2 separate regions of the Homo sapiens genome follow, and region 2 is linked to region 1. A link is an interaction called in ENCODE POLR2A ChIA-PET data of the cell type or tissue named here. Cell type or tissue: GM12878. All regions are shown on one strand. Links, peaks and the distances in the headings refer to the core of each region. The heading gives the core; the rest is flanking DNA.

Region 1 (16,008 bases), core at 2,674-10,673:
GATGTACTCAGGTAGAGTGAGGCAATGAAGCAATTACTTAAAGGCCAACCTCCGTGGCCCCATTGCTGCTGATCACCTCCTCACTTTGTTGAGATGAAAGCATGTTGGGGGTATGGTGGGTCTGCTGGCAGCTAATGCCTTTATGTGGTGGACCCCACAGGTAGCAGCAGTGGCCAATCATTCTTTCACTCAACAGAGCCTTTGGTCTGAGCCAGTTCCTGTTTAGGAGTGGAGGACAGAGCCATGAACACAATAGAGAGAAGTCCCTTCTCTCACCGAGCTTACTTGTTAGGGGAGGAAGACAGACAGCACAGAGATAAATAAATTTATGACAGATCATGCTAAAGGCCATGAAGAAGAATAAAGCTGGCAAAGGGACAGAGAGATAGGGGTATGGAGACCCTACTGTATGTGGGGTGGTCAGGGAAGGGCCTGGGGAGAAGGTTGCATTTGAATAAAGATGAGGAAGGTGAGGAAATGAGCCATGTGGGCATGTGGCAAAGACTGTTCCGGAAAGAGAGAGCCATGCCATGTAGATATTGTGCAGATCCTTGTGCAGTGCTTTAATTTTATTCTCACAGTAATGAAAAACTATTAGGTAATTTTGAGCATAGAAATTTGATTTTTGATTTAAAATGATCATTCTGGCTACTATGTAAAGACTAGACTAAGGGGATAAGACTGGACCTCAAACAGATAGACCCTTTTTAGCCAAAATATGCTGGTGACTTGGACTAGATAGGGTTGACCCAGCGGTGGAGGTGAGAAATTATTTTTCTTTTCTTTTCTTTCTTCTCTTTTCTTTTCTTTTTTCCTTCCTTCCTTCCTTCCTTCCTTCCTTCCTTCCTTATTTCCTTCCTTCCTTTCTTCCTTCCTTTCTCTCTTTCTCTCTTTTTCTTTTTTTTTTGACAGTCTGGTTCTGTTGCCCAGGCTGGAGTGCAGTGGTACGGTGGTGTGATCTCAGCTCACTGCAACCTCCACCTCCTGGGTTCAAGCGATTCTCCTGTCTCAGGCTCCCAAATAGCTGGGATTACAGGGGCGTGTCACCATGCCCAGCTAGTTTTTGTATGTTTTTGTAAAGATGGGATTTTGCCATGTTGTCCAGGCTGGTCTTGAACTACTGCCCTCAAGAGATCTGTCCCCTTTGGCCCCCCCAAAGTGCTGGGATTACAGGTATGAGCCACCGTGCCCAGCTGAGAAATTATATTTCTAAAAAGAGACAACCAGATTTGCTGTGGATTGAATGTGGGATTTTTAAAAAGAGAGAATTGATAGTCAAGAATGACTCTGAGGTTTTTAGCCTAAGCAAACAGTGCCAATGAAATCGTCATTTATTGAGATAGGAAAGAGTGAGGATGAAGCTGGGCTGGGGGGAAGGAAAGATCAGGTTTTAGATATGTTGAAATTTGAGTTGTCTATTGGACATGTAAGTGGAGGTGTCAAGTAGGCAGCCTATTGCCACTGTTTGCTTAGGCTAAAAACCCTGGAGTCATTCTTGACTAGCAATTCCCTCTTTTTAAAAATCCCACATTCAATCCACAGCAAATCTGGTTGTCTTTTTTTAGAAATACAATTTGGAACTGGAGATTCCTTTGGAAATGATCATTGTAGGTTGATGACATTTAGAGCTGTGGACCAGATGAGCTCCTCTAGAGAATGAGTGAAGGTAAAGAAGAGGGCTAAAAGTGGAGGCCTGGGATATGCCAACTTTAAAATGAGAGAAGACAAGGAGGAATCAGCAAAGTGCTGAGAAGAAGCAGCCAGAAAAAGGGAAGGACAAGCCAGAGAATGGGAAAGAAAGTTTTTTGGGGAAAAGGGAGAAATCAACCATGTTCGGTGCTGCTGATGGTTGGAGTAAGATGAAGACTGAAAAGTTAGCATTGAATTTTGTAACAGGTAGCTCGTGGGTATCATTGAAATGATGGATGGAGGGCCAGGGCCCTCCCTGCAAATTTCTGATCTGTGTATAAGTCTTGAGTTTCTTGTGTGACTCAGGGGGCAAGAATAAACCAAGAGAAACTTCTGGGATTTGGCAACTCTTGGCTCTTTTGAGTGGAGGGCATGAAGTAGGTGTAACTTGGTTTAGAACGTTAGAAAAATATAGCCTGTTTGCACTGCAGGGTATGACAGAACAGTCTACCTAACTCTCAGTGTAAATGCATTGAGATTTACATCAGTGTACCTTTTGCTTCCAGGGATTGTGAATTGCAGGTCATGTGTGTTGAGGGTGAAAATGAGAGGTAGAGGTAAAAGTGGGAGAACGGTGGGGGTTTTGCAATGAAGCTGTGGAGTGAAAAATGGAAAATGAGGATAAAGTCCACCTGGTCCTTGGAGTCACACTGATACCATCTTGAGGAGGGAAATTGTGGCACCTGTAAAGGGAGGTCCATGACATGTTTTTGACAAAGAGTCACTGTAATAGAGCTAAAGCTCTTTATGCTTGAGTACCACAGAGGGAGTTATGAAATACCGACTCAGCTATGTCACCCAGTTAAGTAAAAGTTACACCATCCTTTTTCCGTCTCCAACATCCTAATTATACCACAAGTTTGGGACCACAATTAAAACCAGGAGGACAGATCCCAGAGGCAAAAACCAGTCAACAAGCCTGAGTCACAAAATTAGAAAAGCATCAAACATTTGGAAAGAAACCCATTTGTGGAGGGGAGCTTTATAGTATGTGCATTATTGGTGACAAAGCGGAACAAATTTCCAAACCTTTTTTGGGAAATTACAGAGTAGAGAGACCCCAAAGATTATCTTAAGAGTAAGAGATGGTGAATGGATACTCATTCATTCATGCATTCATTCATTCAATTTGGTTTTGGAACAGCATCCATATGCCAGGCATGGGGGTATATCAGAGAACAAGGTGGATGTGATCCCTGCACTCACACTATCTACAATCTAGGTAGTGTCAGGTAAACAAGTAATTTACAGCTTGATGTGATAAATAACATGAAAGGGGTGAAATACAGGAACTAGATAGCCAGAGACAAGAAGCACCTAATCACAGTAAGGGGTCAAGGAGGCTCCTGAGATGAAACAATGTCTAATCTGAGACCTGAAGTTGAGGAGATTTGTGGGCACCTATTACACGGGAGGATAGTACAGTGGGCATTGGATCTGATTGCTTGGGTTTTTTTTTCTTTTTTTTTTCAGATAGAAAGTTTCGCTTTGGAGTGCAGTGATGCAGTCACGGCTGACTGCAGCCATAACCTCATGGGCTCAAGTGATCCTCCCACCTCAGCCTCCCAAGTAGCTGGGACCACAGGTATGCACCACCATTCCCAGCTAATTTCTTCTTATTTTTTGTAGACACAGGGTATCCCTATGTTACCTAGGCTGGTCACAAACTCCTGGGCTCAGGTGACCCTTCCACTTCAGGCTCCCAAAGTTCTGAGATAACAGGCATGGGCCACCGTATCTGGCCATGATTGCTTGGGTTTAAATCTGGGCTCTGCCACCAGTTGTGGACCTTGGTGAAGTTAGTCATCTTTCTATACCTCAATAACCTCCTGGATTAATAATACCACTATTTCAAGGAGTTGTTATGATAGAGTAAAATGCCAACAATATCTTCTAAAATTAAAGTTTTGTGTCATAACTGTGACTGTAAAAATAAGGACGAAGGACTTTGCTAACTTCACTCAAAGTCCTATTTTCTCTACAACGATTTAAGTTCCTCATTGGCAAACACACCTCCCACCAGGTCTGCAGACTCTGCCCTTGAGGTGGCGAAGAGAGGCCAGAGGTGAACGTGAGAATGAGAACTGGCAGAACTCAACGTGGAAACGTTGCTGGAGCGAAGATGGCACCGGCCTCCATCATCAACTGCAGGATTGAATCACATGGCACAGCTCCCCAAGAAGCATTTACAGAAGAAACGAGCCATAGCATCACCTCGACTGAACGGTTCTGGCCAGGATTTCTGTGCATGTGTTTTAAGAATTTTAAAAATTGAGAAATAATTCACATACCATAAAATTCACTCTTTAAAAGTGTACAATTCAGTGGTTTTTAGTGCATTTCCAAGTTTGTGCAACCAACATCACTGTCTGATTCCAGGACATTTTCAACACCCCCAAAAAGAAACCACTTGCCAGGTTTTTGAAAGGGGCAAATCTGTGCCAGAGTTGCTGTTGGAGAAATAGTCTCTGTGATAAAGAAACTTAAAATTTCCGCTTCAGATCTGAACGGTAAAGCTCATTTCCAGGGATTTTCTTCCTCTCCCCTCCCCAGCCACTCCAGGCTCAATCTAGACTTTTAGTTTCTACTGACCTCGAAGAATTGCCCCACAGAGGCGTTGTCCTGTGTTCCAACACTGTTTTGTGTTTCTGACATGTGTGTGTATTTTCTCGTCCTCCTGTTAGTGAATACTTGTTATCTCGCAGTTAACTTGTTCTCTTATCAACCTTTTCTTTCCTCACTGTCTCTAATCCCCGCAAGCTCCACCTCCCGGGTTCAAGTGCCTCAGCCTCCCAAGTAGCTGGGACTACAGGCGCACACCACCATGCCCAGCTAATTTTTTGTATTTTAGTAGAGATGGGGTTTCACCATGTTGGCCAGGATGGTCTCGATCTCCTGACCTCATGATCCGCTCCTCTCAGCCTCCCAAAGTGCTGAGATTATAGGCATGAGCCACCGTGTCCGGCCAAGGGCAGGAATTCTTAATCACTTCTCTCAGATGACTTCCCACAGCTGGCTTCCTGCATTTCTCCTTGCTAGGAATTTTATAGGAATGAGGAGTTTAATGGGTGCAGAGTTTTAGTTGGGGAAGAAGAAAAAGTCCCGGAGATTAATGGTGGTGATGGTTGCATCGCAATGTAAATGAATGTACTTCATGCCACAGAACGGTACACTTAAAAATGGTTAAAAGGGTAAATTTTATGTTGTGTATATTTTAGAGCAATAACAAAACAATAATTTTACAGGCTGTGGTTATGATCCTGCAAGCTGTGAGACTTAGCAAAAAGTGAGTTTCTTCTTCTGTGAAACAGGAAGAACCATTCATTCAACAAATACTTCTCAAGCATCCCTTATAAGAAGACAAGATGGTATTATGGTTAAAAACTCAAACTCTAGAGGCTGGTGGCCTGGATTTGAATCTTGATTCTGTGGCTCTCTCACTGTTGGGAAATGGGCAAGCCAAACTTTTCTCTGTGCCTTAGTTTTCTCATCTGGAAAATGGAGATAGTAGTTCCTCTGTCATTAGGATTGTTGTGAGAAATAATTGAGTTAATATATTCAAATAGAACAGGGTCTGGCACAAGATAAATGCTACCTGTTATCATTATTATTATTACTATTTGCTTGAGTTAATGTATAAAATATGTAAACAGTATGCAGCATAAAATAAGTGCTACCTATAATTATTATTGCTATTTTGTGCCAGGCACCATTCTAGAAGGTGGAGATACAGCAATGAACCCTTGACTTCCTGGAGCTTACCATTTAGAGGGGAAAATAGACAATAAATAAGGAAATGTATAGTATGGCAGGTAGTAGTTAATATCTGCCTCATAGTATTTTTTGTTTTTTTGTTTTTTTGTTTTTTTGTTTTTTGAGATGGAGTTTCGCTCTTGTTGCCCAAGCTGGAGTGCAATGGCGCGATCTCAGCTCACCGCAACCTCCGCCTCCCAGGTTCAAGCAATTCTCCGGCCTCAGCCTCCCGAGTAGCTGGGATTACAGGCATGTACCACCACGCCCGGCTAATTTTGTATTTTTAGTAGAGACGGGGTTCCTCCATGTTGAGGCTGGTCTCGAACTCCTGACCTCAGGTGATCCACCCCCCTCGGCCTCCCAAAGTGCTGGGATTACAGGTGTGAAGTGAGCCACTGCGCCCGGCCTGCCTCATAGTATTATAATGAAAATTACACAAAGTAATATATGGAAAGTGGCCGATATAGTCAGAACCTGTCTGAAAATGGGCACTTAATAAATAAATGTTAACTCTCCTTTTCTCTCTGCTCCCCCTTCACTCCCCTCCCTTCCCTTCCCCTCCTCTCCTCTCTCCTCTCCTTTACCTATTCTCTCTTTGGAGAGAAACCAGTCAGAAGACAAGCGGCCAGGGGTGCCCATACACATCAGCAGAGGAGGCTGGAGGAACAGTTCAGGCCAGGGCCTCCAAAAGCTGGCTGCAATTTCTGCGGCAGGTAGTTTCTCTCTTGCCGCTTTAGGGGAAATATGAATCATCCGTTGTTGTTTGGTTTCCATTTCCTGGGAGGCTGCAGGCCCAGGAAATCTGTGGTTTGAGCATCAGTGCCGAGATCAAACGAGATGGCTATTAGCAGCAGAGTGTGTTGCTGGGACCACTGACAAAGTTCTCTTGAGCCAAATGACTCACCTTGAGCTGGCTCCTTGGCCCACTTTCTCCTGATTGCATTCAGCTCAAGAAATGACTTGAATTTCCTGACCCAGTGTGACTCTTCCTTAGCTGTACTGGATGGTAGAGCACATCTGGACCGGGATGGGGCAGAGGTCCAGCCTGTGTTATTATCCCCATTTTACACATGATGGAAAGGTGGTCCTGGGTCCCCAATTCTTCCACTATACAACATGCTGTTTCCCCAAGTGCTGAGTAGATCTTATCATAACCAGTCCTAGGACAACCGAGCACTGGTCACCACAACCTTGCCACTGCTGACCTTGGTTGAAGTCCACTTACTTGATCCAGCTATACTCCATTATAATGAACATTATAATTAAACCTTCAGGACAACCTCTGGAGCTTTTGAAAGGAGAATTAACCAGTTATTACAAAAATAAAAGAGAGAGAGTGAGCGAGAGAAAGATTGATACAGATGGCAGATGATAAGAGAAATACATTCAAGTGTTTCTACATCATTCTTCTTTTGGGTCTCAATTCTCTTTTAAACTATTCCTATGATCCAAGGAAATCCGCTTGAACATTAATTTAAAAGTGAAGGAAGAAGAAGCCTCCATGACAGAGGAGCAATCCAAGCCTCTCCAGCATGGCAGATTTGGCCCAGGATAAAGAAGAATGGTGTCATGATCAGGACACAGTCAGGAAGGGCTGGGGGAGCTCCGGAACAAATGCAGCAAAATGCCGACATCTGTTTTATCTCAACAGTGGGTATGTGGCTGTCTGTTATGTGATTTTGTACTTTTATGTATTTTTGAAATATTTCATACTAAATCAAGAAGTGTGGAATTCGAAGTCAGAAAATCTGAGCTCAAATTTCACCTCCTTGGATAGGCTACTCAGTTTCTGACTGTGCAGATCTATCGAATGTAGATAACAGTAAGCAATTCATAGGTTTGTTATGATTCTCAGGCAAGATAAAACATTTGAAGCATTTTGTAAATTTAGAATCACCCCTAAAAGGAATCCCATACCCACGAGCAGTCACACCTGCTCCTCCTTTCCCCTCAGTCCCAGGCAGCCACTAATATACTTTCTTGTCTCTGCAAATTCACCTCTTCTGGACATTTCATATGAATAGAATCATACGATATCGAGCCTTTGACAACTTGCTTCTTCCATTTAGTATAAGGTTTTTCAAGGTTCATTCATGTTGCAGCAGGTATCAATACTTCATTCCTTTTTCTTACTGAATAATATTCTGCTCTGTGGATACAGAACATTTCATTCATCCATACACCAGCTGATGGACATTTGGGCTCCCTCTACTTTGGGGCTATTATGAATGATGCTGCTATGACCACTCACTTACAAGTTTTGTGTAGATGGATGTTTGCATTTATTTTGGGTATGTACCCAGAGGCTGCTAGATGTTTCAACATTTCAATAGAACCAGAGCTAACAGATTTCTCTCTCTCTCTTTTCTCTCTTCTCTCTCTCTCTGTTTCCTCTTTGTGTGTGTGTATATGTTTGTGTGTGTGCACTCAATTTGAAAATAACGACACTCTAAAAAGTCATGTGGGTCAAAATACAAAACACACGGCCAGGTGCGGTGGCTCACGCCTGTAATCCCAACACCTTGGGAGGCCGAGGCAGGCAGATCACAAGGTCAGGAGTTCAAGACCAGCCTGACCAACATGGTGAAACCTCGTCTCTACTAAAAATATAAAAAATTAGCTGGGTGTAGTGGTGGGCGCCTGTAATCCCAGCTACCCAGGAGGCTAAGGCAGGAGAATCACTTGAACCTGGGAGGCGGAGGTTGCAGTGAGCCAAGATCACACCACTGCACTCCAGCCTGGGCGACCGAGTGAGACTCCGTCTCAAAAAACAAAAACCAAAACAAAAAAAAACATACTCAGAGATCAGTTTTCGAAGTTCGATATAGACCTTAGTTATTTTGTCTGAGAAAGGGGAGAAGTAAAGCAGCTGACCACCATGGATCATTTTAGCTTTAAAACTTATCATTATTATTATTTGAGACAGTATCTTACTCTGTCACCCAGGCTGGAATGCAGTGGTGTGATCATAGCTTTATTCCTTTTTCTTACTGAATAATGTTCTGCTGTACAGAACATTTCATTTATCCATTCACCAGTTGATGGACAACTGGATAGATAAAAGACTGCAGCTTTGAACTTCTGAGCTCAAGTGATCCTCCTGCCTCAGCCTCCCAAGTAGGTAGGACTACAGGCATGCTGCCACCACGCCCAGGTAATTTTTAAACTTTTTGTAAAGACAAGGTCTCGCTATGTTGGCCAGGCTGGTCTTGAACTCTCGGCTTCAAGGGATCCTCCCACCTTGACCTCCCAGTGTTGGGATTACAGACATGAGCCACCATGCCTGGCTCTAGTTTTTATTAATCTCCCAGATAAACACGTATTCATTTATAAATAAACTCACTTTTATTTCCCAAGAGATTTGAGGTGGCTTACAGTATAAACCTGAAAAGACAGCTATGAATCAGTTCAGAAAGAGAGCTCATCACCATACAGGAACCTGGGCAGAGAGGGTTAGTAGGAGTCTCACATTTTATTCTTTGCTCCCTAGCAGGTGCACACATAGATATGGTTAGGAGGGTGTGCAAAACCAGGGCAGCAGAGACTTCAGGACCACTGGTCACAGCCACTCTCTGAGGGAGACATTTTATTTTGCATTTGTATCGTGTGCTCTGAGATGAAAGTTGAGCTTCTTCCTCTGGGAAGCTCATGGTCTAGTGGAGACACACGGGTCCACACAATTAGAACCCAGGGTACAAAATGCAAAGGTAACTGTGCTAGCTCAGAGGAGAGGTGAAGTGTGGTGGTGATAGGTGGGGGCCTACAGGCCCAGAAATCTGTTCTGGGGGGATGGCTGAGCTTTCTGAAGTCATGTGACCTGGTGGTTCCATCACTGATAGGCTGTGTGGCACGGAACAAGTTATTTCATCTTCATGAACCTAGTTTCCTCATCTGACAATGGGCACAAGATTATTAAAGTGCTTAGCACAGTGCCTGGCATGCTGCAAGTGCTCAATAGATATTATCTATGGTTATTATATCAGTGCTCCTTAGTGTTTCTCTTCTGGATTAAATGTGTGTGTGTGCTCATGTGCATGTTTATATCTGGCTGAGACTAGAGCCTTTGGGAGTGTTTCTTACCCGGGGCTCAAATGTACCAGATTCTCAGAGCAAGTTTCATAGTGTCAACTATCCAATGGGAAAGGTCAAGACCCAAGAGCCAGAGAAAGGGGCTGACAGGCCAGTATCCAGCCAAGAAATTAGACATAGATGACATAGGAAACCATGGTTCAGAAGTAAACGGGATGAATGTTCTGGATAAACACCTGTGTGTCTATCAAATGCTATTACCCGTGTCTTTGCAGGTGACACTGGGATAATTGGGTGTAATAATCAGCTAAGGAAGGAATGGATAGAATTAGCCTGAAGGAAGAGAGAGGGAATGTTGCCCTACGTAAAGGAAGCAAGATGTGTGAGGGAGAGAGGCTTGGGAGAACCTGCCATGTTTTGAAGCAATGAGCAGCTTGGTAGGACCAGAGAATGGGAAACTATGCAGGGAGATAGAGGCTGAGAAGGCAATAGGGGCCAGGTATTGCAGGCTCTGGAGGTCAGGCTTAGCAATCTGGTCATCATTCTGAGCATAAGAGGGGGCTATGGAAGGAGCTGGAGAACAGGAAAGGCAGTGTCAGATTTTTGGATTAAAAAGCTCCCTCTGGCTGCCGTGTGAAGCTTGAGCTGTGTGAAGACAATCTGACAGCAGCGATTGCAATTCTGTGGGAGTGGAGAAGGTGCTTATGTTGAGCAAGGGTAATAGTTCCATGATTTATTATACTAGCGATTATGGTGATGCCAGTGTTCTGGAGCAAGTTGAAAGGCAGATTCAGGGCTCAAACCCAGTGGAAAATGTTCAGGAAGGGAAAGTTTTAAAAAGTCTTCAACTAAAAAAAAAATTGACACCGAAACAAAGAAGAAAGGGGAAATTTTCATAAAAAGAACCACCAAAGTCAACTTTGTAAAAGTAAAAATGAGAACGCGTCTCTGTGGATAACCTTTACTTATTCCAAAACTGAGACAAGAGGCACCTTCATTTTCAATATGGAAGCAAGAGCCTCCTTGTTGCTCTGGGCAACCTGTTGCTGTGATCAGCTTGTATGAAACGCTTTGTGAATATTCATCCCTCCACTGATACATGCCTTTTCATTTCCTATTACTACTGTGATAACTTCCCATTAGTTCTGTGGCTTAAAGGAACACAAATTTATTATTTTACAGTTTGGGAGGTCAGAAGGTGACATGGATCTTAATGGAGCTAAAAGTGCCACGTCAGCAGGGCTGCACTTTTTTTTCTGAATGTCCCAGCCTCTAGGGACCTGAATTCCTTGGCTCATGGCTCCTTCTTCCATCTTCAAAGCCAGCAACTGCCTCACTCCAGCCTCTGCTTCTGTCATCATATCCCCTTCTCTGATTCTGGTTCTTCTGTCTCCCTTTTTCACTCATAAGGACCCTTGTAGAATCCAGGATATTCTCCCGATCTCAGGATCTCTAATGTAATCACACCTGCAAAGTCCCTTTGGTGACGTATTTGCAGGTTCTGGTGACTAGGATATGGACATTTTGGAGGGCTGTTATCCTGCCTATTATGGTGATTGTGCTTATTATGGAATGGAAATAATAAGAAATGGGCTTACATGGCAGCGAGGCAATGTGTGGTGATGGTTAAACCTAAACTGGTGGGGCCAGGCTTCCCGGGTTTGCATGCTGTGTCTTCCAACTGCCAGCCCACTGGTCTCTGTTCACTTCCTCATCCAGCAGTGGGATGTTAATCAGACCCACCTCATAGAGTTGAGAACCAATTAAGTGCTAGTATATGTCAATAACTTTGAGTAGTAACTGGCATATAGTAAGTGCTCATTAGATACTGGCCATTTTAATCTAATGAGTGGGTATTGCATAATCCTTTTGTTCTGTGATTGCATTTAATGATTAATAGCAACATCTGTGTTGTGTATATGGGGGAATTTGTGTGTGCAGGACAAATACTTAGATGAGTATCACAATATTATTTTAAGTGAAAAAAGTTAGACACAAAAGAATGTGTGTTATGTCATTCTATTTATAAAGTTAAAGAATGGGGCTGGGCACAGTGGCTCACACCTGTAATCCCAGCACTTTGGGAGGTCGAGGCGGGCAGGTCACTTGGTCAGGAGTTCAAGACCAGCCTGGCCAACATGGTTGAAACCCTGTCTCTACTAAAAACACAAAAAGTAGCCGGGCGTGGTGGCGCAGCCTGTAGTTCCAGCTACTTGGGAGGCTGAGGTAGGAGAATCACTTGAACCTGGGAGGCAGAGGTTGCAGTGAGCTGAGATTGTGCCACAGCACTCCAGCCTGGGCAACAGAGTGAGACTCTGCCTCAAAAAAAAAAAAAAAATTTTAAAGAATGGGACAAACAAATGTATAGTCAGGATAGTGGTTTGTGGAAGAGTTTACATAGCAGGCCTGAGATTGGTATCCCTAGAAAGGCCTGCTTGTAAGGTTGGCCCTTAGCTGGCATCTGGGAACTTGGTTTTCAGAGTATTCTCCATAAATATTTAACTGATAAGCGTGGTTCACTGTGCCTAGGCAGTATGGTTTATACTGAGTATCTGCCTTGAATTTTGCTATGTGGTAGGCAAAGAGTGCCTTTATGACCAGCCAGCCCCCAGTTGAAACCCTGGATACTAAGTCTCTAATGAGCTTCCCTGGTAGACCACATTTTATACATGTAGTCTCCCGTCATTGCTGGGAGAGTTAAGTGGGTCTTGCATGACTCGGCTGGGAGAGGACTCTTGGAGCTGGCTCCTGCTTTCCTCTGGACTTTGCTCCCTGCACTTTTCTCCTTTGCTGATTTTGCTTCTTATCCTTTCACTGTAATAAATTATTGCCATGAGTACAACTATGTTCTGAGTCTCATGAGTCCTCCTGGTGAGTCATTGAACCTGGGGTGGTCTTGGTCACTCCCAATGCAGATGTTACCTGGGATGGGGGTAGATAATAGATTGAAAAAGGACACAAGAAAACCCTCTGTGGAGCTGCAGTTGTTCTCTCTCTTGATTTGGGTAGTAGAGGAGTCTGTATATATATAAAAAAATCAAAAAATCATCCTTGAGTGATACACTTGATACGATCTCTCTCTCCCTCTCTCCCTCTCTCTCTCTCTATCTCTCTCTCTCTCTCTCTCTCTCTCTCTCTATATATATATATATATATATATATATATATTTTTTTTTTTTTTTTTTTTTTTTTTTTTTGAGACAGGGTCTCATTCCGTTGCCCAGGCTGGAATGCAGTGGTGCAGTCATAGCTCACTGCAGCCTTGACCTACTGGGCTCATGTGATCATCCCACCTCAGCCTCCTGAGTCGCTAGAACCACAGGTGTGTGCTGCTATGCCTGGCTATTGTTTTTATGTTGACTTTTAGTAGAGACGAGGTCTCGGTATGTTGCCCAGGCTGGTGCCAAACTCCTGAGCTCAAGTGATCCTCCTGCCTCAGCCTCCCAAAGTGCTGGGATTATAGGCATGAACCACTGTGCCTGGCCACACTATACATTTCAATGTATGTATGTTACTTCTCAAGAAACTGATCTGCAAAACCCCAAACAAAGCTGACATCATTTCTCAGTGCAACAGGCATTGATTGACAGCTTACTCTAGATAAATATTTTTGCTGTTACAGAGAAGGGTCAAACAGCAAAAGAGGGTCCCCTGTATTCAAGGAAATTACACATAGGCTAATGGTCTTCAAACTCGCTGAAGACTGTCCACAAAGTACTTGGGTAAGGATAGTTTTGAGGCCCCTTCTGGAGCCCTCGAAGAGAGGCATGCATGTCCCTGCAGGTTCTCCCTTTCCATAAGTCCTTTTCCTTTCTCTCACTGTATAAAGGGAAGGCAGATGCCCTCACCTATTTCTAATCATATCATGGTACATTACCCATGGTTTGAAAGCCTTCTGGGTACCAAACTCAGGTCAAACTTGAGTTATCATTTTGGGAAACCCTCATGTAATTGTTAATCCAAGTCCCATAAATCTGTCTAGGACCTGCCTTTCCCCCTCTTATGTTTCCCATAGGGACCAGGTTTTGCCTTAGAAGTTGGGTATCTTAGTCCGTGAAGGGATGTTCTCAATCAAGATCAATTGTAGAATGGAAAGGCAGCACCATCTTCTAAACCAGCACTGCTCTCAAAAGATTTGCTGCTCTCAAGGGAGATTTCCATGAGAACAAAGCAAAGCAGGCAGCAAATGCTACAAGTAGCTGATTTCCATATGCTTGAGAGCAAGTGATTCTTTCTAGCTACTGTATTCAGGTATTGGAACAGTGACTGCATGTAGTAAGTGCTCATTAAATATTGACCATTATTATCTGATGCACAGGTATTGTATAATCCATTTGCTCCTGTGTTTGAATTTTATTATGAATGGCAGCATCTGTCAAGTGTGTATCTGTGTGTGTGTGTTGGGTGTGTTGGGGGAACTTGTGTGTTTAAGAAAAGTCTTCTTCCTAGGACTTGTTATTAGTTGTTAAGGAAAGCACCTGACAACAGCTGAGCCCTACAGGCTAATTAATGATGCTGACTCTTCAATGAACATAGCAATGTTTTCTGGAACTATTAAGATTTCCATGATAAAACCTACAGATAGAAATTTTAGGTTATGTCTTCCAGATTTAATGTCTACTATTCCATGAGATTTTATCAAATCTATACTGTTTTTATCAAATCATACATTTTCTTTCTTTCTTTCTTTTTAGGTGGAGTCTTGCTCTGTTTCCCAGGCTGGAGTGCAGTGGTGCAATCTTGGCTCACTGAAACCTCCACCTCCTGGGTTCAAGCGATTCTCCTGCCTCAGCCTCTCAAGTAGCTGGGATTTCAGGTGTGCGCCACCACATCCGGCTAATTTTTGCATTTTTAGTAGAGACAGGGTTTTACCATGTTGGCCAGGCTTGTCTCAAACTCCTGACCCCAAGTGATCTGCCTGTCTCAGACTCACAAAGTGCTGGGATTACAGGTGTGAGCCACTGTGCCCAGTCAAAATCATACATTTTCTACTTCTTATTTGATACATGTGGCAGGTTGGATCAGTTTTTGCAGTATAGAGATGTAGTTTGTTTTCCATTAAATAACTTTATTAAATAGAAAAGTTTGAGCATGAGGGCTAATAAAATTATTTATGATTTGTTTTTAATATAGAGACAGGGTCTTGCCCTGTTGCCCAGGCAGGAGTACAGTAGCATGATCATAGCTCACTGCAGCCTCAAACTCCTGGCCTCATGTGATCCTTCCACCTTGGCCTCCCAAAGCACTGGGATTACAGATGTGAGCCCTTTGCCCAGCTATTTCTTATTTTTAAACATAATTCTCATTTACTCCCAAGGTCACACACACAGCTTAAGGAAAGACTATCTTGCCTTCTATCACATTTCTGGCTTCATAGATAACATAATTTTAATAACATACTGTATCATTTTATTGCAAATCAAGTTATGAGAAACAGCATTCTTACCCTGTTTAATACTTATAAAATTAATTAAATCAGATCTATATCAATGTAAACTTGATTGCTCTTTAGTAATCTATCTTATATGATGCATGCATAATTTATTCCTCAGTGGTTTTTATAATATTCTTCAAAATGAATATTAAGACACTTACTTAAATTGAACAATAAAGTCACACTTTTAATGACAAGGAATATATCTAATTTGGCTGACTGATTTGAAAATTAGGTTATATGATGAAACATTTTTCATCAGTTGAATAAGCCAAATCAGCAGCTCCAAGATTTTGACAAAATTTTATTTAAGGTCCACAAGGTAAAAGCATTAATGTAGTTCTACTACAAAAGATGTATGGAAATAAAAATTTTTGTTTTCTCAACTTGTTCTGTGACAGATTTAATAATATGCCTCTAAGTGTAAGGATAACTGGTAAAATAATACTTATTTAAAAGTCTTGACCTTTTTAGTATACTTCAGAGAATGAGACATTAAACAACAAATCTGTTCTCAAGTTGAATGATTTCTAATTATTTGCTTTTGACAAAATTGTAGGGAGACCTAACCAAAGCGATAGATCCTTAAGATTTATTAAGATCCTTTTATTAAAAAGAGTTCAAAGAATTGTTTGTCAGTGCTTTAAGAAAATTCTTTCTCTTCTCATCTACTTTTTTACGTGTGTGTGTGTGTATGTGTGTGTGTGTGACAGAGTCTTGCTCTGTCGTCCAGGCTGGAGTGCAGTGGTGCCATCTCAGCTCACTGCAACCTTCACCTCCTGGGTTCAAGGGATTTTCGTGCCTTGGCCTCCCAAGTAGCTGGGATTACAGGCACACACCCTCCTGCCCAGCTAATTTTTTTGTATTTTTATTTTTATTTTATTTTTTGAGACAGAGTCTCGCTCTGTTGCCCAGGCTGGAGTGCAGTGGCATGATCTTGGCTCACTGCAGCCTCCACCTTCTGGGTTCAAGTGATTCTCCTGCCTCAGCCTCCTGAGTAGCTGGGATTACAGGAGTGTGCTACAACACCTGGCTAATTTTTTTTTTGTATTTTTAGTAGAGACAGGGTTTCCCCATGTTGGCCAGGCTGGTCTTGAACTCCT
Region 2 (16,008 bases), core at 2,887-10,886, 100 kb before region 1:
TGAATATCTACATGCAAAAGAATGACATTGGGCCTGTAATTCACAACATATTAAAAAATTACCTTAGATCATAGCCCTAAATCTAAAAACCAAAGCTATAAAACTCATAGAAGACAGTATAGGGGTAAATCTTCATAATCTTGGATTAGCAATGATTTCTTAGATATGACACAAAAACCCAAGCAACAAATTAAAAAAATAGATAAATTGGACTTCATCAAAATTTAAAACTTTTGTGCTTCAAAGGACACTATCAAGAAAGTAAAAAAAAAAAAAATACAGAATGGGAGAAAATATTTGTAGATCAAATATATGTGAAATGGGTCTAGTATCGAGAATATATAAAGAATTCTTAAAACTGAATAATAAAAAGACAAATCGTTCAATTAAAAATGGGCAAAAGATCTGAATACATATTTCTCCAAAGATGTGCAAATGACCATTGATCACATGAAAAAATATTCAGTATCATTAGCCATCATGGAAAAAGCAAATCAAAACCACAATGAGATACCATTTCTCACCTGCTAGTGTGGCAATAAGCCAAAAGACAGATAATGACAAATGTTGACAAGGTTGTGGAAAATTGAAACCCTCATACATTGATGGTGAGAATGTAAAATGATGTAACCATTTTAAAAAGCAACCTAACAGTTCTTCAAAGGGTAACGATAGAGTTACTCTATGACCCAACAATTCTACTCTTAGGTGTAAACTTAAGAGAACCGAAAACACGTCCATACAGAAACATAAATGTTCATGGCACCATTATTCATGGAAGCCCCAAAGTGGAAGCAATGCAAATGTCCATCAACTGATGAAGATATAAAATGTGATATATCTAGAAAATAGAATACTATTAGTTTATAAAAAGACATAAAGTATGAAACACACTACAACATGGATGGACCTTGAAAACGTGCTAAATGAAAGCAGCAAATCATGAAAGATCTTGTGGGATTCTAGAATGTCCAGAAAAGGCAAATCTATAGAGACAGCAGATTAATGGCTGTCTAGGGCCCGGCAGTGTGTATGTGGGGATAACTGTGAAAGGATATAGGACTTCATTTGGAGTGATAAAAGTCTTCAAAGTTGATTGTGTTGGTGGCTGCACAACTCTGAATATACTATAAACCACTGAATTTGCACTTTAGGTGAGTGAATTATATGGTATGTGAAGTGCATCTCAATGAAACTGTTAAGCAAAGACAGGAGAGAGAGCAGAAAAAATTAATTTAACTTTATTCAATTACATGCTTTGCTTTTTATATAGTATTTAAAAAAATAGAGACACGGGTCTCAGTATGTTGCCCAGGCTGGTCTCCAACTCCTGGGCTCAAGCAATCCTCCCGCCTTGGCCTCCCAAAGTGCTGGAATTACAGGTATGAGCCACCACGCCCAGCCTAGATGCTTTAAAAATCAAATTAGTATGATTATAAACTTCATATTAATAAGTCATATACTTCTATAAATGTTCAAGTGGGGGCAACTAAATGATAAAATAAACTCTATAGAAAATAAGCAAATAATCATTTCTTTGCTAGTTGACTTACCTTCTAGCTTCATAGTAAGTTCAAGATTATATTTCTTTATATTCTTTTTTTTCTTTCTTTTTTTTTTTTTTTCAGACTGGAGTGCAGTGGCACAATCACAGCTCACTGTAGCCTTGAACTCCTGGGCTCAAGAAATCCTCTGGCCTCAGACTCCTGGGATTACAGATGTAGGCCACTGCACTCGGCTCTGAGATTATTATATATATTTCATAAAGATTATATATATATATATATTTCATATGGATTACATATATATTTCATATGGATTATATATATATATATTTATTCATTTATTATTTATTTATTTATTTATTTATTTATTTATTTATTTTTTGACAGGGTTGCAGTCTGTCACCCAGGCTGGAGTGCAGTGGTGTGATCTCAGCTCACTGCAGCCTCCACCTCCCAGATTCAAGCGTTTCTATTTCCTCAGCCTCCTGAGTAGCTGAGACTACAGGCATGCGTTACCATGCCCAGCAAACTTTTGTATTGTTAGTAGAGACGGGGTATGACTATGTTGGCCAGTCTGGTCTCAAACCCCTGGCCTCAAGTGATCTGCCTACCTCGGTCCCTCAAAGTGCTGGGATTACAGATGTAGGCCACTGCGCCCAGCCAGATTATGTTTCTGACAAGGATAAGATTCCTCAGCCTTTCAGATGTAGAATGATCTTAGTTTAAGATAAAAATAATAGCTGGAATCATTGAGCGCCAACTTAGTCCAAGAGACTTCAAATGGAGATGATCTCATTTGATCCTTCCACACCCCTGAACAGGACTTCTACTTCCCTTTTTATAGCTAAGGAAGCTGTGGCCCAGAAAAATGAAGAAACTTTCCCTAGCTCATACTCACAGTTACAGACATTGCTAGAATGCGAATGCTGGATACTCCTCTGACATTTCTCTATAACCAGCCCTATGCTAGGCCTGCTGGGTCACTTCCTCCCTTATTACCATTGTGAATTAGGACCCCAACGCTGGGGAGACTTGAAGGGTAATAAGCATGCTGATGTTACCTGGAGGACCTAAGATCTAGTACATTACTTGTAGGCCATTCCAGAGAGCTGGAGAAACGGGACTGGGGAGAGGGGAAAGAATGGAGTTGGAAATAGAAATTCCTTGTTTTCAAATGTAGAAGAAAGTATGAAGAAATAGAAAAGAACACCTTAAAGGTTCCTTCCAGCTCTAAAGTTCAGCCAATTTAAGGCTCTATCTTAATGGAGCTGAAGATACCCTACAATTCAGAGAAGTTCCTCTTCTGACTTAGCCTTGTGCTGGGACCCATGATTGAGGTAACTCCTTGACAGCTCCAATGGCTAAGGTTCCATCAGGAAGTGTGTCATCAGACTTTCTCCTTGTTGTTATACTCTTCTAACAATCTGTGCAAATTTTGTCCTTTTATACTTATTTTTAAAAATTATCCTGGCTGGGCTCATTTCTCATGCCTGTAATCTCAGCACTTTGGGAGGCCGAGGCAGGTAGATCATTTGAGGTCAGGAGTTCGAGACCAGCCTGGCCAACATGGCGAAACCCCATCTCTACTAAAATACAAAAAAATAGCTGGGCCTGGTGGCGCACACCTATAATCCCAGCTACTCGGGAGGCTGCAGCAGGAGAATCACTTGAACCCAGGAAGTGGAGGTTGCAGTGAGCCAAGGTTGCGCCACTGCACTCCAGCCTGGGCAACAGAGTGAGACATGGTCTCAAATAAATAAATAAATATAAATTATCCTTAGGCTTCATATTTAGCTTCAGCCTATATCATGCCTACTTCCAGGGATTAGCCCAAATTGCCTCTAAAAATGTGACAAATTGCAAAACTGCTTTTTATTGAAATTTTCTATTATTTTAAAAATGGGCAATACTGCATGTATTTACTGCATGCATGTAAAAAAAATTTAAATTTTTTTCTTTTTTTTTTTTTGAGACAGAGTCTCGCTCTGTCACCCAGGCTGGAGTGCAGTGGCGCCATTTTGGCTCACTGCAAGCTCCGCCTCCCAGGTTCACGCCATTCTCCTGCCTCAGCCTCCCGAGTAGCTGGAACTACAGGCGCCCGCCACCACGCCCGGCTAATTTTTTGTATTTTTAGTAGAGATGGGGTTTCACCGTGTGAGCCAAGATGGTCTCGATCTCCTGACCTCGTGATCCGCCCACCTCAGCCTCCCAAAGTGCTGGGATTACAGGTGTGAGCCACCATGCCCGGCTATCCCTGTTTTTTTATTTGGACCCAGAACAGTTATTAAAGGAATTTAAACAGAGGCCACGTGGTGCAGGAGGATGGGTCAGATCTTAGTTCATAACAACTGGGAATCCTTGGGTATGTTCCTTAACTTCTGGGATCATTTGCAAACCGAGGATAAAAATACTCACCTCATCCATTTGTAGTTAATAATAAGTAACACATGTAACATACATTGCAAAATGCCTGGCACAAAGTAGTCATTGGATCAGCAGTCCCCTCCCTGTTTGGATGTTTTAGGGTGTTCATCTGTAACTTTCTTAAGAAATTAACTGTGAAGAATTCTGTCTAGAACCACAGGTCAGATGAACAGTGTGTCAGTGTAATCTTCTAAATTTGCCATCAGGTAGTTCATTTGTTTCTTTAAAGCCTCTACTCTATCAAATATTTAATACTTATATGACTCAAGCTCTAATGGCTTTATTTATCCTATCCCACTTTCATCTTATTAAATCTTCATCTGTCATCCGTTGATTCAAAAAGAAGAATTTCCTGAACACCCTCTATGAGCCAGGGGCTGTTACTAAGCACTGGAGAGACAGGTCAAGGCCCTTAGGGGACTTGCATTCAAGTATTCGAGTATAGAGACACAGATAATGAAAGAGTAAACAAGTCAGACATTTTAAATAATGATAAAGGTTATGCCAGAAAATTAAACAGGAGTGATCAGTGCTAGAGAGGGAGGGAGGCGGACTTCTATTCAGGTCAGCCGCCCTCTGAATAGTAAATTCCTTTTGCTTAGTAGTACATTCCACCTTCTTAAGCTGCTTTAAGTCTGCATTTCATGAAGGAAGGTTTCAAACAATACAACAACATTTACAATTTTAAGTTTGCCGTTTAGGCTCTAGCACTATGTAGATACGAAGGTCTTTCAGGAGTATAGACTTGGATATTTCTTCCTTCCTTTAGTTAAAGTCTAGATTGGAAAAGAAAAGTGATGAGCATTCAAATTCTGAATGCCAGTTATAAAAGGGCAAAGCCTCCTGCCAACTATTAACATTTATCATCAAGACCACCCACCCCCACCCCTGCCCATACACACACCTCCAGCTCTGCAAGGTGGATGTTTTTATCCCTATTTTAAAGCAGGAAGAAACAAGGCTCCCAAAATTCAAGTGATTTGGCCAAGGACACTCTGGTCAGAAGTGGGCAGATAAGGTGCGATGCCATCTTTCTGCTTCCAAGTCAAGAATCTTTTAATTTATATCTGTTAACCAACAATTTCATGCCATTTCCACTCCTCCAAAAACCTTGCTTCTTCATTAAGAGGTTTGTGTTGAAAACAACAACTGGGCCAGGCGCGGTGGCTCACGCCTGTAATCCCAACACTTTGGGAGGCCGAGGCGGGTGGATCACCTGAGGTGAGGAGACCAGCTTTGCCAACATGGTGAATCTCCGTCTCTACTAAAAATACGAAAACAAAAAAAAAAATTAGTCAGGCGTGGTGGCAGGCATCTGTAATCCCAGCTACTTGGAAGGCTCAGGCAGGAGAATCGCTTGAACCCAGGAGGCAGAGGTTGCAGTGAGCCAGGATCTCGCCATTTCACTCCAGCCTAGGCAACACGAGCGAAACTGTCTCAAAAAAAAAAAAAAAAAAAAAAAAAGCACACAGTCTTAACTATCTTTTCTTAAAATCTGCTCGTTATTTGCCAGGATAAAGCAATTCCTATTTGTGTATTATAAACTTAATACAATTTATATGCCGAAAATCTTTTTCCTTTCTTTCTCCCACATGAGGCATTTTTATGATGATTAAGAGGAAAACAGCCTAAAATGCTATATTAGTTCACAAAATTTCTCAGAATGGTGTATGAAAACTGAAACTGAAACATTACAGAGGTGGTGAAATCTACTTATACTCAATTACTTAAGGGCAGAAAAATATTAGCTACCATATCAGTGGCTACAGATCTACATGATGTGTTAATACTGATATTAAAAATAAGCATGAAATTTGGGTGAATCTTCTAGATAGGGGTGTTCTTCTAAACAGATTTAGAAAAGTTGATGAATTTGTAAACCATTAAAATTAACTGAGGGATAAAATGAGAAACGCATAGGATATCATCATATTAAACTTTCCTAAGAAAGTAAGAATCATTTTGAAATGTGATTGGTTTCCATCTTCTTAGTTGGCTCTGCCCTGACCCCAACTCCTTTATTTTTTTGAGGTAGAAAGTATGTCCTTGCTACATTCCTTTTTTGGAGTTCTTTTATTTCATTCTTTTGGAATCGGAGAGAAACAAGTTGCTGCCCCAGGAAAGCGTGCATTTTCGGAGGTACGAATTCAGCTTTCTCTGACCTACCTTTTTTCTTTGAAGCGTAAATTTTAAATGTGCCTTCAATGGTTAGTTTTAGTTCTTAAATTGATTTCACAGGTTTACTTCTTCATTCAAAAGCACTTCTTCAGAATATTATTTTGTACGTTGATAACTCCTCTGGTCTTCCTGCCTCTAAAATTTGGATTTTCCTGGCTTGATGACATAAGTTTTGGCGTTGGCCTTTGTCCTTTCCACATCCCCCCAACAACCCGCCCTGAATCAGTCTCCACTGTTAATAATACCAAACTAATGTGCTAAAGAACAGGCTTGTCAAGCACACTGCTTTGATCTTGAGTTTATAGGAATTTGTAAGCCAGAATGTTTGCTCCAATTATGGTTATAATGAACAAATACTAGGTTTTAAAAAGATCCTTTTAATACTTCTTCCTCTTCACTTACTGTAAAGAGTTTAGGTTCTCTGGGAGGCACACAACTAATTTAACTTTGCCCATCTCGTGCAGATCCCCCGTGGAGTTTGTAAAACTGCAACCCATAATCTCCTCTTCAAAAAAACACACTGATTATTTGTGCTATGCTAGTTCCAAATATTACAATAGTTTCTGGATTTTTGCCACATTCCTCTCTAGATGGTCATTTGGGAGACTTTGTTTATAATGTGTGTTTTGAATGAAATTTTAAAATTCCAAGACCACAGGATGTGAGACTCAATTGTGAGTTAAACTTAATTTTGCATTTGTTCAAAGAGGTCCTACTTAGGTTACAACAATAGCAAACATTGAATAGAAAATGAGAGAAGGTATTTTTTTTTCCCAAGGATTAGTGTTTGAAAAAAAATATGAGGGAAAGCATGCTATTTTCAAGGATTAGTGAATGTTTTCAAAATGGCCTACGGCATTCAGTTGGTGGTTCAGGTGAATTAAAACATTAATCCGTTTCATGGAAATCAGAAGAAACATTTGTATCAGTGATTGTGCTAATTGTCATTTTAAAATTAGAGACAAAACCCTGAATTTTAAAATAGTACCTCCCTTCCAAAAAAGAAAAGTTAATGGAGATGAACAGTATAATAGCATTTAAAAAAAAATTAAGGCAACATTAGAAAGCTCTCCTGGGACTTTTTCCTACTAATCAATTCTGGGTGGTGGTTTTTTTTTGTTTTTTGTTTTTTTCTCATATTCTTTGTTTATTTTAGAAGCTGCTGCTCATTAAACAACTGGCAGAGATTTTAGGACAAAATGAATTGTTTTTTAAAAATAGATAAAAATTTTCTTTTTTCTTTTTCTTTCTTTTTTTCTTTGATAAATTATAATTTTCTTGCATCTGGTTTCAACTTCAAGTTTTTCAACTTTATAAATGATAGACTAAACCAGGGTGTCTGACCAGCTGTTTTATGCTCTGTCTCTTTAGCCAGTCGCCACTTGGACATATTATTTTACCCTCTGCTACTTATAAAAAAGGTAACAGGTAATGAACACAGAAACACAATAACACGTGGAAGCGAAGGCCAGCATCTTCCATCGACATTCTCAGTCACTGCTGGATTTCTCCTCAAGATGTTTCTGTTTACATTCTCCCTATACATCCCCCCCATACACCGTCTCTCTCTGTCTCTCTCTCTCTCTCTCTCTCTTTCTCTCGTACACACACACACACACACACAAAGTGATTTTTTAAATTTATTTGTTTATCTTTGAGACAGGGTCTCACTCTGTCACCCCGGCTAGAGTGCTGAGTGCTGTGGTGTGCTCACTGCCCACTGCAGCCTTGACCTCCCAGGTTCAAGTGATCCTCCCACCTCAGCCTCCCAAGTAGCTGGGACTACAGGTGTCTGCCACCACGCCTGGATAATTTTTTAAAATTTTCATAGAAACCGGGGCTCGCTGTGTTGCCTAGGCTGGTCTGAAATTGTTGGGCTCAAGCGATCCTCCTGCCTTGGCCTCCTAAAATGGTGGAATTACAGACATGAACTACCGTGCCCAGTCCACAAGTGATTTACATGACACGACCTTTCTGGAATTCTATAAACACAGGATATGCAACACGGGTTAACCACTTGTCTAGGAAAGAAAACAAGCAGAGAGTTGCCCACAGAACACATCTTAACATTTGGGCTTCTATGTATGCCAAGAAAGTGATCATTTTGAGTCTTTGCCTGAATAATACCAGGACCTTGAAAGCGCAATTGCTATTTTAAATGGATGTTGCTTATTAACAGAATACAGAATGAATTATGGCCTCTGAATTAAGCTCTTTTATTGTTGACCTTGCTCTTCAGAGAGGGTGTGGTAGGTAACCAATGACAAGTATGTAGCGTATATTAGGTACAAAGAAAACTATTCTACTTGGTCAAAAATAGAATATAAACATGAATGGAACTTATTAAAATAAAACTATTTGTTATTCATCAAAGTAAAGAATAAGATATTTAATAGTCATATATGCCAACCTCCTTAAAACTTGTATGAAATAGAGCGGCGAATAAATCATTAAATAAATGCCCTAAGTATTGTCCTTCTTTGCTAAACCATTTGATTGACATTGAACCTGATTAATATCACCCTAACTTAAGGACACCATCCACCGTCCATAAAGCCACATTCTGCTGTTGAATGTAGCTTTATGCTCAGCAGCTACATTCAACAGCAGAGTTTTAAGCTCAAGTCTTCTCCCAGCTACCTAATGCTAAAAAAAGAAAAAAAGAGCATTGTTAGAGGTGGGGTAGGTAGGGATGTGACTAACAGCCTTGTGTTCCTGTAATTATAGCGGGAGATTGCTGTGCCAAATATTAGGAACTTTTCTGTTCTACAGAAGAAATTACATCAGGAAGCTCAGCAACTACTGGTAATTACAGAAATTGCCAGTTCAAGGAATCCAATAGTCCCTCTAAACTCCACTTAAGACAGGCCCAAAGGAAAGACATTCAGTGGAGGTAGAGGAAGTGCTTTCTCTCCATTCACATTTATGAACTCATTTGGGCTCATTAATTCAGGTGCTCTTATAGTAGTTCTAAATGGGAGGAATCTGTTTTCTCCATTACTGATATCAAATGAGCATTGCAGGAGTGAAGTGATTTACTGTGGTTATACAATTATATCCTTCCTCTAATTTCACCCCAGGGGTTAACTACAGCATCAAAATCTGAGAGTGGATTCAGCAGAGGGGCTCAGATTGTAGAGGCAGGAAATCCCTAAACATCCTTGAATCATATGATTATTGGACCAGCCCACACTGAGTGGCTGAAGATCCACAATTAACGGCCCTCATCCAAGTCCCAAATCAGCCTTGAGCTTGATGTCCTGATGCCACAGGGCTATGGGGAAGGAGGTGACCTCCAGAAAACCTGCTGCCTTTACAGGACCAATTCTGAGAATTGGGTACAGTTGGGTAGAGTGTGCCTTTGAAATCTCTACCCATTCTTTCCTCTCTTCTACTGCCATTAGTATCTTCCTTCCAGTCACATCTCATCAGGGTTTTGATCCTACACTCCATCACATTAGTGCCCAACTTTCTGCTTCCTAAAAAGCAGACTGCTACTTTTTTAAGAAGCAGAGAGTTGGGCACTAATATGTCCACTACTACTACTACTGCAACAACTACTAGCATTAACTACTTACAATGAGATAAAACAATTCATGCCGTGAATGGAAGGGAAGAAGCATCTTTCTCCCTCACACGTATGTGCATGTGTGGAAGACCCACACACACCCATGCACACACACACACCCACACACACACACACACACACACACTGATGCACCCTTTCTTCCTGGACAACGGCCATATACTTGTCATTTCATTCCACAAAGTCATTCTCATTGGAGGAAATGTAAGCCTAGTGGAGGGGAGAAAAATGTAATGTCTTGTCATTTCCCTGCTGAAATGTTTTCAGTGATTTACGGCTCTTTGTCCCAAAGCCCAAAACCCATTAATCCAGAGGAAATGTCCAGAAGGGATCATTCCTAAGAAGGGCAAAGCCTGGTGAACAGAGTAATACCCTCCAGGGGTTCACGGTTTATCCCTGATTCCTCTTTCCGTCATCAGCCCTATCCAACCCGGTGGCAGGTCTTGTTAGTCCTATTGTTAAACTATGCCCACATGTAATAATTTTTTTTTTTTTTTGAGACGGAGTCTTGCTGTGTCTCCCAGGCTGGAGTGCAATGGCGCGATCTCAGCTCACTGCAACCTTCACCTCCCAGGTGATTCTTGTGCCTCAGCCTCCCGAGTAGCTGGGATTACAGGCACACACCACCATGCCCGGCTAATTTTTTTGTATTTTTAGTAGAGACAGGGTTTCACCATGTTGGCCAGGCTGGTTTTGAACTCCTGGCCTCAAGTGATTCACCCACCTCGACCTCCCAAAATGCTGAGATTACAGGCATGAGCCATTGCACCCAGCCTACATATAAAAATTTTGACCATCTTCCTTCTACGCCCTAGTCCGGGGCACCATCACCTCTTTCTAGGTACCTGTGTTACCTTCCCTGCTTCTCCCGACCTCTACTCCACTCCCGTCCCCTACAATCCACTCTCTACACGACATCTGGAGTACTTTTAAAAATGTAAATCAGATCATCTTACTCCTAAATTTAAAACTTCCCAGCCGGGCGTGATGGCTCATGCCTGTATTCCCAGCACTTTGGGAGGCCAAGGCGGGTGGATCACAAGGTCAGGAGTTCAAGACTAGCCTGGCCAAGATGGTGAAACCCTGTCTCTACTAAAAACTACAAAAATTAGCCAGGCATGGTGGCAGGTGCCTGTAATCCCAGCTACTCGGGAGGCTGAGGCAGGAGAATTGCTTGAACCCGGGTGACAGAGGTTGCAGTGAGCTGAGATGGTGCCACTGCACTCCAATCTGGGCGACAGAGTGAGACTCCATCTCAAAAAAACAAAAACAAAAACAAAAACAAAAACAAAAACAAAAACAAAAACAACTTCCTGGCCGGGTGCCATGGCTCATGCCAGTAATCCCAGCACTTTGGGAGGTTGAGGTGAGCAGATTACCTGAGGTCAGGAGCTCGAGACCAGCTTGGCCAGCATGGTGAAACCCTGTCTCTACCAAAAACACAAAAATTAGCTGAGTGTGGTGGCACATGCCTGTAATCCCAGCTACTGGGGAAGCTGAGGCAGGAGAATTGCTTGAACCTGGGAGGCAGAGGTTGCAGTGAGCAGAGATCGTGCCACTGCACTCCAGCCTTGGTGACAAATCGAGACTCCATCTCAAAAAAAGAAGAAAAAAACACTTCTCATATACATGTCTATTATTTTTGTCATTCCTGAATTGTTTTGCCATCATAATTAGCATTGGAAAATCTTTTAATATAAAAACTCTGTGCTTTTTATTTTTTTATTTCTTATTTTGGAGACATGGTCTCACTCTGTCACCCAGGCTGGAGTACTATGGCACAATCACAGCTCAGTGCAGCCCCGAACTCCTGGGTTCAAGCAAACTTTCTGCCTCAGCCTCCCAAGTAGCTGAGACTTTAGGCATGTGCCACCAGACTTGGCTAATTAAAAAAAATTTTTTGTGAGGACAGGATCTCACTATGTTGCCCAGGCTGCCCTTGAACTCCTGGGCTCAAGCAATCCTCCTGCCTCAGCCTCCCAAAGTGCTGGGATTACAGGTGTGAGCCATCATGCCAAGCTGACTCTGTGCTGTCTTGCAATAAACAAAATAAAAAAAAAAAGGAAGCTGAGGGCACCACCTTCCAGATGCAAGAGATGGGGTGAGTGGTAACACCTAGTAAAGGGGGGAAACCTAGCAAAGCCCTGAGGCCTGCAGCTGAGGAAGAAAAGGGAATGCTAAGAGCCTACTTGGGCCTGAGGAGGAACCTGGGTTATGCAGTAGAAGGACCCCAACTGGCCTAAGAGCCCCTTCAGAGTGTGGCTTCTGCTTACCTTTCCAGCCTACTCTCCCATTCTCACTCCCCTCCCTGTACCTTGTGCTCCAGCTATATCCAAGTGTCCATAGTATACAGATCCAAATATGCTATCTACCCTAATGAACCAGCAGTCCCATTTCTGGGTATAACATCAGAAGGAAACCATATATCAAAGTGATATCTGCATGCCCATGTTCATTGGAGCATTATTCACAATAGCCAAGACATGGAAACAACCTAAGTGTCCACTGATGGATGAATGGATTAAAAAATTGTGATACACATATATATATATAAACACACCATATATATATATATGTATATACCTCACACATACACACACACCACAGTTTTTTAATACATACACAATAGAATGTTATTCTGTTAGGATTTTGGCCAGGCTCAGTGGCTCGCACCTGTAATCCCGGCAATTTGGGAGGCCAAGGCAGGTGGCTCACTTGAGGTCAGGAGTTTGAGACCAGCCTGGCCAACATGGTGAAACCTCGTCTCTACTAAAAATAACAAAAGTTAGCTGAGCCCGATGGTGGGCGGCTGTAATCCCAGCTACTCGGGAGGCTGAGACAGGAGAATCGCTTGAACCCGGGAGGCAGAGGTTGCAGTGAGCCGAGATTGTGCCACTGCATACCAGCCTGGGCAACAGAGCTAGACTCCATCTCATAAAAATATATATATTATTCAGTCATAAAAAAAAAGTGAGGAAATTTTGCCATTTGCAACAACATGGATGCAACTTGAGGCCATTATGCTAAATGAAATAAGTCACACAGAGAAAGGCAAATACTGTGTGATGTCACTTTTATGTAAAATCTATGAAGTTGAACTCATAGAAGCAGAGAATAGAATAGAGGTTGCCAGGGGCTGAGGAGTAGGGAAAATGGAAAGATGTTGGTCAAAATGTACAAACTTTCAGTTATAAGATGAGTAAGTTCTGGAGACTAAATATAAAGCATGGTGGCAATAATTGCCAATACTGTATTGCACACTTGAAATCTGCTAAGACATTAGATCTTAAATATTTTCACCACACATTAAAAAAAGTAAAAGTGTGACGTGAGGGATGTGTTAACTAACTTGATTGTGGTAATCATTTCACAATATGTACATATATCAAATCGTCACATTGTACACGTTAAACTTGTATGGTTTTATTTGTCAAGTATACCTCAATAAAACTGGAAAAAATAAAAATATATGTAAAACCTTAAAAAACAAACTGAAGGGCTGGACGCAGTGACTCACACCTATAATCCCAGACCTTTGGGAGGCCGAGGCAGGTGGATCAACGGAGGTCAGGAGTTCAAGACCAGCCTGGCCAACATGGTGAAACCCTGTCTCTATTAAAATACAAAAATTAACCAGGCATGGCAGCGCATGCCTGTAATCCCAGTTACTCAGGAGGCTGAGGCAGGAGAATCACTTGAACCCAGGAGGCGGAGGTTGCAGTGAGCAGGGACTGTGCCACTGCACTCTGGCCTGGGCGACAGAGCGAGACTCCATCTCAAAAAAAAAAAAAAGTCATTCATACCTGCTTGTCTTGTCACTCATTTCCTTTGCTTAGAAGGACCTTCCCCACCTTTTCTTATTAGTGAGTATTTATTCTACAACTCCCCAGAATAGATTTCCCACATGACAATTTGATGTCTTGATTTTCTGCCCTTGCTCTGAAGCTTGTACAATTGTTAAGACTGTTCTTGGACTCTAAATGACAACTTTGTGATAACATCCTTCAGTACTTTCCCAAATTTTGAAGTTTTCTCTATGCCATGAAAATTAATATTTGTATTTCTGTTGGATGCAAAAAGTTATACTGAACAATATCCTGTTGTGAATAGACCTCAATGATGCAGATGTTAACCCATAACCCAGAAGAGAATCTTAATATACTAGTCATTCCAACAAGTGGCTTCTCCCCCTACTCGCCTCTTTCTCTGGACTCTGGATTGTTCCACAAAGATTAACACTCATTTTCTCTGCTTTTTTTCCATGCACATTAATTTTGTCTTTCTGCAACACTTCTGAAGCAGGTATTATAGAAATATGGGTAATAAACAGAGAGCAAAGCCTTCTAAGTGAATACCTATTTGCTCACAGCCAGTAAACAGCATTCAAGGGGAATGCTTTCTATTTTTTAAAATGAAGGATTATTTACTTTAGCATATCTGCTTTCTTAGAGGAAGACCAGCTGGTTTAAGAAATAAATAAAGGCTATTAATCTTTATGTATTTCATTTACGATTCTCTTCTCGAAGGAGGAGACCCATTAATAGAAACCTTTATAAGTACTGTAATATTAAATAAAAGTGCACTAAGTTATCTACTTTTAGAGGAATATTTAGGGTGTAATTTTCAGCCAACTGGAGAGAACCTAACAAAACTCGAGTGCTTAAAAGAAGGCATGTTATCGCTGAAGTTAAACTTGATTTCTTTTATGGCAGAACTGGACAGCTGCTCACACCTGCCTTAACTTTTCTTTTTTCTTCAGCCTAAAGTTATCTATTCCAGGATTCTATGTCATATGGTATAAAGCTTTGGTTTCAATCAGTCACTAACATAGAAGCTTGGATATATTTGGAATTCCTTTTGGGGGAAAAAATTGGCCAAAGCTTTTGATAGCTTTGCTTCTCACACCCAGGCCAAACTGGGCTGGCTCTCTACTGGGACAAGAATGCATATTGGCATCTCATCCTTAAAGCCACAGAGTCACAGCATATTGGTCCAAAAAGGGTTATTACAGCTCATGCGGTCTAACTTTTTTTACTTTTTTTTTTTTTTTTTTTTAGACAGGGTCTCGTTCTGTGGTGCAATCATAGCTCACTGCAGCCTCAAACTCCTGAGCTCAAGTGAACCTCCTGTCACAGTCTTCCAAGTAGCTAGGACTACAGGCATGTACCACCATGCCCAGCTAAGTTTTTTAAGTCACATGTAGAGATGGGAGGTGGGGTCTCGCTGTTTTGCCTAGGCTGGTTTCGAACTCCTGGCCTCAAGCAACCCTCCCACCATGTCCTCCCAAAGTCCTGGGATTTCAGACATGAGTCACCATGCCCAGCCTAACTTATTTATTTTATATTTTTCTTTAACTTTATATTGGCATTCCTTGCTCTCTTTTAGCAAAGTCCTTAATTAATTGACAATATAGAATATTTATATTACAGGTAGGTACCTGTTACAAGATGCCAAGACAAATTAACAAGATTTAGCAGGTCATTCAAGCACTCTCACAACTCTGATACTTGAGAGACAGTCCACCAGACAGATCAACCTTCAATTCCTGTATATTCTCCAAGTTCTATGCCTTAATTTGGTAAAGACATTAGAGAGAAAGGTACCTGGGCCACCTTTCCTCAGCTTCTTCCTCAAATATATTAACCAACTTACAGGTGAGGTGTGTCCTCTGTTTACATTCAGGGTTAATATGAGTACATCTTTTGCAAGCGTGTGATTGAAGATACTGACCACAATGTTAAGCGGTATTAACTCTACACAACTCCACGTGATAAAGTCCTTCTTGAATTTAGCTTCAGGCAATGATAGCATGCATGCTCACTCTTGTCAGAAAGTGAAATCTCTGCAGCCTATCACGCTTCTCTTTTCACCTCTGCTGCCAGAAAGATCTGAACCAAATTTATTGCCAAGTGTTGTAATATGATCATTTCTGGTGCCTAGAATTATTTACTCCTTTTTCTTTTTCTTTTTTTTTTTTTTTTTTTTTTTGAGACCAAGTCTCACTCTGTCGCTGAGGCTGGAGTGCAGTGGTTTGACCTGCATACCACTCTCAGGTTCAAGTGGTTCTCCCACCTCAGCCTCCCAAGTAGCTGGGATCACAGGCACCTGCCACTGTGCCCAGCTAATTTTTGTATTTTTAGTAGAGATGGGGTTTCACTATGTTGGCCAGGCTGGTCTTGAACTCCTGACCTCTAGTGATCTGTCCACCTCGGCCTCCCAAAGTGCTGGGATTACAGGCATGAGCCACCAGGCCCAGCCCTACTCCTCTTTCTTTCTTAAACATTTTATTTGTAAACTGCTTCAAGTAATTTTGGA

The links. Peaks named below come from ENCODE experiments on the same cell type or tissue, not always from the same donor. Only the 100,000 strongest peaks of a DNase experiment are listed, where the experiment ranks them.
Region 2: POLR2A ChIA-PET joins it to region 1 with 10 read pairs; 5 of 35 experiments call an interaction of 5 or more read pairs at or near these places.

Annotation. Positions count from the first base shown.
Region 1 is chr4:26,187,812-26,203,819 of GRCh38, reverse strand. LOC105374545 (a long non-coding RNA gene) reads left to right here and starts at 5,819. Exons shown (of 3, transcript XR_925510.3): 1 at 5,819-6,155; 2 at 6,896-7,096. It overlaps LOC124900690 (a long non-coding RNA gene), which reads left to right. Exons shown (of 4, transcript XR_007058094.1): 3 at 3,163-3,274; 4 at 3,713-5,691. It also overlaps a transcript of RBPJ not described here. RefSeq lists an enhancer at 6,075-6,604. In GM12878, for the core only: no CTCF peak of the experiment used is centred there; DNase peaks (open chromatin) are centred at 6,269, 8,861 and 10,421; H3K4me3 peaks cover 366 bases; H3K27ac peaks cover 855 bases.
Region 2 is chr4:26,289,058-26,305,065 of GRCh38, reverse strand. It overlaps LOC105374542 (a long non-coding RNA gene), which reads left to right and starts at 6,000. Exons shown (of 2, transcript XR_925508.3): 1 at 6,000-6,068. It also overlaps a transcript of RBPJ not described here. RefSeq lists an enhancer at 4,292-5,055. In GM12878, for the core only: no CTCF peak of the experiment used is centred there; no DNase peak of the experiment used is centred there.